Regions from separate parts of the Homo sapiens genome. Here region 1 is linked to region 2. The links are chromatin contacts, found by Hi-C or POLR2A ChIA-PET in ENCODE. All regions are on one chromosome and are shown on one strand. The core of a region is the stretch at or near the end of the contact, and the rest is flanking DNA. Distances in the headings are between cores, read along the strand shown.

The links. A loop is a pair of places that touch in the nucleus more often than their neighbours do. ChIA-PET counts read pairs that join two places held with the same protein, here RNA polymerase II (POLR2A). Pooled maps may share reads with other maps.
Region 1: a loop to region 2 is called in a map with no recorded cell type, with 6 times the contacts of the local background. The contact joins the enhancer-like site here to the promoter of PDGFDDN in region 2. A Hi-C loop is called at or near these places in 2 of 168 maps with a recorded cell type or tissue (endothelial cell of hepatic sinusoid and left cardiac atrium), 35 of 37 single-sample maps with no recorded cell type and 7 of 50 pooled maps. POLR2A ChIA-PET finds 5 or more read pairs at or near these places in 2 of 52 experiments (OCI-LY7 and PC-9).

What each region holds. Positions count from the first base shown.
Region 1 is chr11:103,956,705-103,960,550 of GRCh38, reverse strand. The region is part of intron 3 of PDGFD (platelet derived growth factor D); the gene reads left to right. Among named protein-coding and RNA genes, the nearest start is that of PDGFDDN, 52 kb to the right of the region's middle. Within about 2 kb of position 1,875, at least 2 of the 41 ENCODE cell types and tissues checked have a DNase peak (open chromatin) inside an H3K27ac peak, as active enhancers do.
Region 2 is chr11:103,904,232-103,908,712 of GRCh38, reverse strand. PDGFDDN (PDGFD downstream neighbor) reads left to right here and starts at 1,843. Exons shown (of 4, transcript XR_947960.3): 1 at 1,843-4,033. It overlaps PDGFD (platelet derived growth factor D), which reads left to right. Exons shown (of 7, transcript NM_025208.5): 7 at 1-1,524. RefSeq lists an enhancer at 3,983-4,152.

The sequences.
Region 1 (3,846 bases), core at 626-3,125, 52 kb before region 2:
CCATGCATTAGCCAACACCTTGCTCAATGACTTACATACTTTGGTCATTCAAAAATCTCAGTCAAATAGTGAATAAAACTTTGAACTCAGTAGTCTATGAGATCCCTTGCAACTTCCAAACTGGTAAGAATAAAAAATAAATACATAAGTAAATAACAGTTTAAAGTGTAAGTGTGAGGCATGAGGCCTGCCAAAAAAAATCCATGTCCAAAGAATATCTCAGCTAATCCTTGGGCGTGGGCAATAACCTAGTCAGCTCTGAATTTTCCCAGTCCAGTAGAGGAGAAGCAATAGTTCACCCAATCCCTATTTTTCCTTTCACTCTGGAATGCAGTTTATCCTTTTTTTGGCACCAAAAATACCTTTGTAATTGTATTTGGTTTGGATGAATATGGCAGTAAATTTGCATTCTCTAAGTACACAGATGTAACGGTACAAAAAATTATAGCAAGATGCAAAGAAGAACCAATCTGGGATTAAAATTTTGCTGTGCAAAGCCTAGTGTTTTCACTCATAAAACTGCTGATGAATATTGCTAGTGTAATAACTGGTCAAAGTAAAAGATGTTCCTGTTAACTGATGATAACCAAAAGTAAAAAGGAATTTTTAATGCCCATACGCATGAACTAATAGAAATTAAATTGCAGGATCTCTCATTTAATTACCATTTATCCTATTCCAAAATGATCCTCCCAGCCTGGAGGAGAAGACTTCAAGTTGTTTACTTGGAGGGATGAAGTCCTATGGACTGAGTCAGGCAGTTGCCCCCAGGAGGTCTCTTTCACTGATGTTAACCATGGTGTTTGGCAACAGTATTTTTTCTCTTTGTAAAGTTTTATCAGCTCTGTCATAAATTCTTAGGAATTTATGAAAACCTGTACTTAGCACAGTCTGAAACTCACGACCTGTGTGCTTGGCACTCAGTTCCAACAAGTTCACCTAATGGGCCCAGATAGCAAGCCTGCTTTGGAGATCCAAAATGTGCCAGCTGCCTTAGTTAGTTGCTAGTTGAGTGGGGAGTGGAAAGAGGAAGTACAAAGTCAAGAATATACGAATCTCCCCTTTTGTGAGAAGAGTAATTTGCAAGGGTATGAGTCCTATGCTTTTGTTTCAGACTTTACATTAACCATCTCTCTAGTTTAACCACATAAATGACTCTGGAAATCCCCTTAGAAAGAAGTCAGGTCAAGAAAAAGGTACTTTGAATTACTTGTTTTCATTTACATAGCTGTATAGTAGTAACATGACTCTTAAATATTTTATATTCAGTATGGCCCATAGTGCCAAATGATAATTATGATGGGTGGCAGCTCTGATGAATGAACACTGGTCCAGTGTAAGGATAAGGATGAATGTGTAGAGGGAAAAGGTGTCACAACGCAAAGTCACCTCACTAGGAAATACCCATATTTTTAAAAAGAATGGACAGCTTTTTTAATACTTTACAACTGACACTCCTGATTCTCTTAGAAAATGTTCCCGTTTACATTATAATCCCATCACTTGCTGAGTAACATTTCATGAGTGCTCTTTTTCATGGAACCGTACCAGCTGTGTTGACTGTGGCTTTGGCTTTTAGACTTCAAATGGTATTTTCTCCCTAAAGTCAGATCTTAGGAGTTTTAATTAGTAATGGAATAATTTGAGTTTTTAGAGATAATGATTTTAGCTAAGGGATTTTGGTGACATGGCCTTAATCTTCATACTGTTTGTAATTCCCATTTTCTCTAATTACTGGTTTTAATAATGTAACTAGCTTTTGGCCACCATGAAGAAAATCTATTTATATAACGTCAGTCAAGTACAGAGAAATTTAGCAGTTATTGGGAGTGTGAATTTCAGCACAGAGGCGTGAAATGGTTTGTTGAATTCTGAGCATGAAACAGTATTTCCTCTCTTAACCACAATAATAAAAACAAACCAAACAAACAAAAAAGAGTGCTTACTATGTACCAGGCACTGTGCTTGCAAGAAAATGAAAATATGAATCAGGTCAGTATTTCTTCATTTCAAACTTGTAATTTTCCTAAGGTGCAGGAATAATTTCCTAAGTCATTCATTTTAGCTTGGTATAAACAATCTTTAAGATTAGCTTAGCAATATCAAAAGTACAATCTTTAATAAATTTCAGACCACTGGTGAATTGAATCAGATGTTCTCTTTGAAATGCATTTAAGGAATTTATGAAAACCTGAACTTAGCACAAATCAAGAAGATTCGTTTATTTTATAAAAAGGATTATTTATAAAAGAAAAGAGGAATTATTCAACAAAGATGAAAGAGTACAGAGACTCAGCCACGGTTTCAGGTATCTGTGGCACTTCCTTAATAATAGGGCTTGCATCCTGTCTTTCTGCTTCCTCATCTTTTAAAGCTACTGTAGAAATGATGAATGAGATAATTTATGGAAAGTATTTCATATAGTCACCGGCATAAAATCTGTGCTCCATAAGTGGCAGGCGTTACTGCAAAATAATTAATCACAGAGTTTTTTTTTTTAATGCTAAACAACTAGTCACAAAATTTAAATCTGAACCTAGCTCTTCGGCAACAGATTGTAGAAATACTGTAGTATTTCTCTAGGTGTAAATTAAATGTTCACTTACCAAACACCATGGAGGTTGGTGAACCAACACCATACACCAAACACCATGGTATGACCAAACACCATGGAAGCTATTAACAAAGTAGTATTTTGCAATTTGCAACTTTCTGTGCAGCCCCTTGGTATGCGGCACCCCTCTCTCTATCTGCAAACACGCTGATCCTCTCTAGTTCTTGAATATCATTCTCATGACCCCTTTTAAATCAATGACCCCCTTCTCTTCTCAGCTTGCTGGACTGGGATTTGCTCTAATCTTTACTTACTATATCGAGAACAAATTCCCAAACTAGCCAGTTTTCCCAGCACCATTTATTAAATAGGGAATCCTTTCACCATTGCTTGTTTTTCTCAGGTTTGTCAAAGATCAGATAGTTGTAGATATGCGGCATTATTTCTGAGGGCTCTGTTCTGTTCCATTGATCTATATCTCTGTTTTGGTACCTGTACCATGCTGCTTTGGTTACTGTAGCCTTGTAGTATAGTTTGAAGTCAGGTAGCGTGATGCCTCCAGCTTTGTTCTTTTGGCTTAGGATTGACTTGGCGATGCGGGCTCTTTTTTGATTCCACATGAACTTTAAAGTAGTTTTTTCCAATTCTGTGAAGAAAGTCATTGGTAGCTTGATGGGGATGGCATTGAATCTATAAATTACCTTGGGCAGTATGGCCATTTTCACGATATTGATTCAACTGGATCCCTTCCTTACACCTTATACAGAAATTAATTCAAGATAGATTAAAGACTTAAACGTTAGACCTAAAACCATAAAAACCCTAGAAGAAAACCTAGGCATTACCATTCAGGACATAGGCATGGGCAAGGACTTCATGTCTAAAACACCAAAAGCAATGGCAACAAAAGCCAAAATTGACAAATGGGATCTAATTAAACTAAAGAGCTTCTGCACAGCAAAAGAAACTACCATCAGAGTGAACAGGCAAACTATAAAATGGGAGAAAATTTTTGCAACCTACTCATCTGACAAAGGGATAATATCCAGAATCTACAATGAACTCAAACAAATTTACAAGAAAAAAACAACCCCATCAAAAAGTGGGTGAAGGATATGAACAGACACTTCTCAAAAGAAGACATCTATGCAGCCAAAAGACACATGAAAAAATGTTCACCATCACTGGCCATCAGAGAAATGCAAATCAAAACCACAATGAGATACCATCTCACGCCAGTTAGAATGGCAATCATTAAAAAGTCAGGAAACAACAGGTGCTGGAGAGGATGT
Region 2 (4,481 bases), core at 594-3,093:
ATAGGATCCATATCTAATAATGGATTCGAACTCTCCAAACTACACCAATTAATTTAATGTATCTTGCTTTTGTGTTCCCGTCTTTTTGAAATATAGACATGGATTTATAATGGCATTTTATATTTGGCAGGCCATCATAGATTATTTACAACCTAAAAGCTTTTGTGTATCAAAAAAATCACATTTTATTAATGTAAATTTCTAATCGTATACTTGCTCACTGTTCTGATTTCCTGTTTCTGAACCAAGTAAAATCAGTCCTAGAGGCTATGGTTCTTAATCTATGGAGCTTGCTTTAAGAAGCCAGTTGTCAATTGTGGTAACACAAGTTTGGCCCTGCTGTCCTACTGTTTAATAGAAAACTGTTTTACATTGGTTAATGGTATTTAGAGTAATTTTTTCTCTCTGCCTCCTTTGTGTCTGTTTTAAAGGAGACTAACTCCAGGAGTAGGAAATGATTCATCATCCTCCAAAGCAAGAGGCTTAAGAGAGAAACACCGAAATTCAGATAGCTCAGGGACTGCTAACAGAGAACTACATTTTTCTTATTGCCTTGAAAGTTAAAAGGAAAGCAGATTTCTTCAGTGACTTTGTGGTCCTACTAACTACAACCAGTTTGGGTGACAGGGCTGGTAAAGTCCCAGTGTTAGATGAGTGACCTAAATATACTTAGATTTCTAAGTATGGTGCTCTCAGGTCCAAGTTCAACTATTCTTAAGCAGTGCAATTCTTCCCAGTTATTTGAGATGAAAGATCTCTGCTTATTGAAGATGTACCTTCTAAAACTTTCCTAAAAGTGTCTGATGTTTTTACTCAAGAGGGGAGTGGTAAAATTAAATACTCTATTGTTCAATTCTCTAAAATCCCAGAACACAATCAGAAATAGCTCAGGCAGACACTAATAATTAAGAACGCTCTTCCTCTTCATAACTGCTTTGCAAGTTTCCTGTGAAAACATCAGTTTCCTGTACCAAAGTCAAAATGAACGTTACATCACTCTAACCTGAACAGCTCACAATGTAGCTGTAAATATAAAAAATGAGAGTGTTCTACCCAGTTTTCAATAAACCTTCCAGGCTGCAATAACCAGCAAGGTTTTCAGTTAAAGCCCTATCTGCACTTTTTATTTATTAGCTGAAATGTAAGCAGGCATATTCACTCACTTTTCTTTGCCTTTCCTGAGAGTTTTATTAAAACTTCTCCCTTGGTTACCTGTTATCTTTTGCACTTCTAACATGTAGCCAATAAATCTATTTGATAGCCATCAAAGGAATAAAAAGCTGGCCGTACAAATTACATTTCAAAACAAACCCTAATAAATCCACATTTCCGCATGGCTCATTCACCTGGAATAATGCCTTTTATTGAATATGTTCTTATAGGGCAAAACACTTTCATAAGTAGAGTTTTTTATGTTTTTTGTCATATCGGTAACATGCAGCTTTTTCCTCTCATAGCATTTTCTATAGCGAATGTAATATGCCTCTTATCTTCATGAAAAATAAATATTGCTTTTGAACAAAACTACTCCATTATTTAGTACTCAATTGCAGTTTTAAAAGGTGTACACTGCTAAAAAAGAAAAAAAAAAAGAAAAGAAAACTTCCAGCTGGACGCGGGGGCTCAAGCCTGTAATCCTAGCACTTGGGGAGGCCGAGGGGGTGGATCACACGGAGATCGAGACCATCCTGGTCAACATGGCGAAACCCTGTCTCTACTAAAAATACAAAAATGAGCCAGGTGTGGTGGTGGGCGCCTTTAGTCCCAGCTACTCAGGAGATTGAGGCAGGAGAATCACTTGAACCGGGAGGCAGAGGTTGCAGTAAGCCGAGATCACGCCACTGCACTCCAGCCTGGGCTGCAGAACAAGACTCCTTTCAAAAAAAAAAAAAAGGAAAACTTTTTTTCACAAATGCATCAAACTGTTTGGAATGACAAGATTGAGTGATTTCTGAAGGCTTCATTTTATAATGCCCGAAAGAACAACACTTTGTTCCCCAATTACAGGCTTCTGTTCTGTCTTTGTCCTGCAGCTGCACAGTGGGGCAAGACTTGGGTTTGGTTTTGTTGCTGCTTTGTTGCTTCTTCATTTGACTGTTTCCCCATGAGTCTTATAATGAATTATGTTCTCCTCTGACATTGTTCCTCACCTAAGAAAATCCACAGCTGTCTCTTCCTTGAGGCCTGAAGTCAACAACATTACAACCTCATTTCCCTTTTATCCACCTCCTTTTCCCATCTGGGTGGACACCCCAGCCAACTAGTGATTCAGTGTTATCAGTTCAGACAGACCAGTTTAGGAGCTACACTCCTATATCATTTGCTTTGTAATTTGTGAAGAGGCACATAGCATAAAGAGAGCTCTTCTAGCTGCAATGCACATGCAAGAATTTTTGCTTTTGATTATAGCCTAATCTTTATATCATCCTGCTGGAGACAAAATAGCAGCTGCAGTGTTGAATGAAACTCTGCCATTTTAGTGGTTTTAGGTCATTTGGGGAATGGGAGTAAAGACCTGTATTCTGTGGCAAGAATTAATTTTACCATCAGAAATACTAGCTAGTGTGTGAGCATGGGAGAGGGATGGGGACAGGGTCGAATAATTCTGTGCCTAATAGCTAATTCAAGTAACTGGGGTTTTTAGGTAAAAAGTCATAATAGTAATATATATATGTATATATATGTGAATATATGTGTATATATGTATGTATATATGTTGCATTTTAATACAAAGACATTAAGAATTTTATTTCATTTCCTGAAATGTTCACATGTCCAGTTTTATTCTGAGAATAACTCAACAGATGTCTAAATTGTTGATACTCTCCTAGGTTCCTCATAGAATATTAAATTAAAATTCAATAGATTAGTATTCATGCCTGAAGTCCTAGGAAATATAATTTTGTTTATTGGCAGCCCTAGTCAAACATGCTAGAAGACAGAATATTTATAATTCACTGGTTTTATTGACATTCACTCAAATTCTGTTGTTTTTAAAGATCAAGTTAAAGACTACACAGACCTTCAAAACTTAGCATAGCACAACTGGGATATCTCTCAAATAAAATAGGCATCAACAAGGGATAAGCAACTAACCACTTAATGTAAGACTTTATGCTTGCTTTTCCAGTTATATTTCTGAATTTTGCAAACTAATTTGTGTCCTTTTTTTGAATAAATTTCATTTCTATAGAGATGTCTAAAAATTATTTAGCAGACTACATTAAAAGAGAGTGGAGCTAACTTCTTAACATAGGTTAATATACTCAGTGCAACAAGCTGTGGACCAAGAAATCTTCATTTTCTAGCAAAATCATTTGACTTTGTGATTATTTTAAACTGTTTATACTTATTGCCAGGTTTAGTGACCAGAAACCAAATGTTAAAATCATTCTTGGATTCAATTTACATTTTAAATAATACCTACAATACAAGTTCCCTTTTAAGAACTAAGGTCTCTAACCTGTTTCTGGTTGAGGTCATAGTATAAATTTCTCCTCTTCAGGCCTTCTAGTGTCTTTCTAGACTTTCCTTTCTCCCTGTGTCTCCCACAGGCTTCCTTTCTCACCTGCCTCTACTTGTCAGTCTTCAAATCAGAGAAAATCAGGATCAATATCTGCTTTGGGAAAGACAGGAGATAGATCAGTCGAGGAGATCAACTGCATGGTTACCCAAGTGAGCAATTAATAGGGTAAAATTCCCAACTGCTTTAAGAAATCACTGCTTTTTGAGAGTCAAACACATCAGGTGCATATTTTTCAGTACTGTCCACTTTGGTGCAAACTTCAGGATATGGTGGTAGATATTTGTTGACTTCTGTCAATAGAAATTTAGCCACAGTCAATATGGGGAAAATTGACTAAATTACATGTTTCATTCATTCATTCAACAGCAAATACATTAAAGCCCGCTATGTATCAGACATGCTTTGAGGCTTGAAACACAAGATTCACAACAGAGGATAAAACTAGAGAAAGATATTCTAGGTAAGATCAACAGGAAGAACAAAGGTCTCCCAGCAAAAATGCATAAGGTAAGTGTGGGCAGTTCAGAAAATATAAAGTGATCGAAAGGAAAGAAAAGGAAACTGTAGGCAAATGAATTTAGTCTTTTACATTTAGTAAAGGAAGCTCCATGAGGACCTCTGAGCACAGTGGGGGCTGTATGTGTCATAGAGCACCAGACAGAAAGTTAGAAGGTCTTGGTTGTAGTGACTAGCCTGCCACTTTCTAAACCTATGTTTCCTCATTTACACACTCAGATATGTAAGATGTTCTGGAGGTGTCTTCCGGCAGAACAATTCTGCAATTCTGCATTTTCGAAAATGGGTCTACAGAAAGAGTAGGGATTGGGCTATGAGTTATGAGGCTCCTTGAAGTTCTAGGGGTGAGACAATAAGGATAAAGCGAGACTTCAGAGACAGGAAGGGAAGTTTGCCCCTGTGGTTGTTCAGGCTGTGCACTACAAATCTCTAGGGGTTG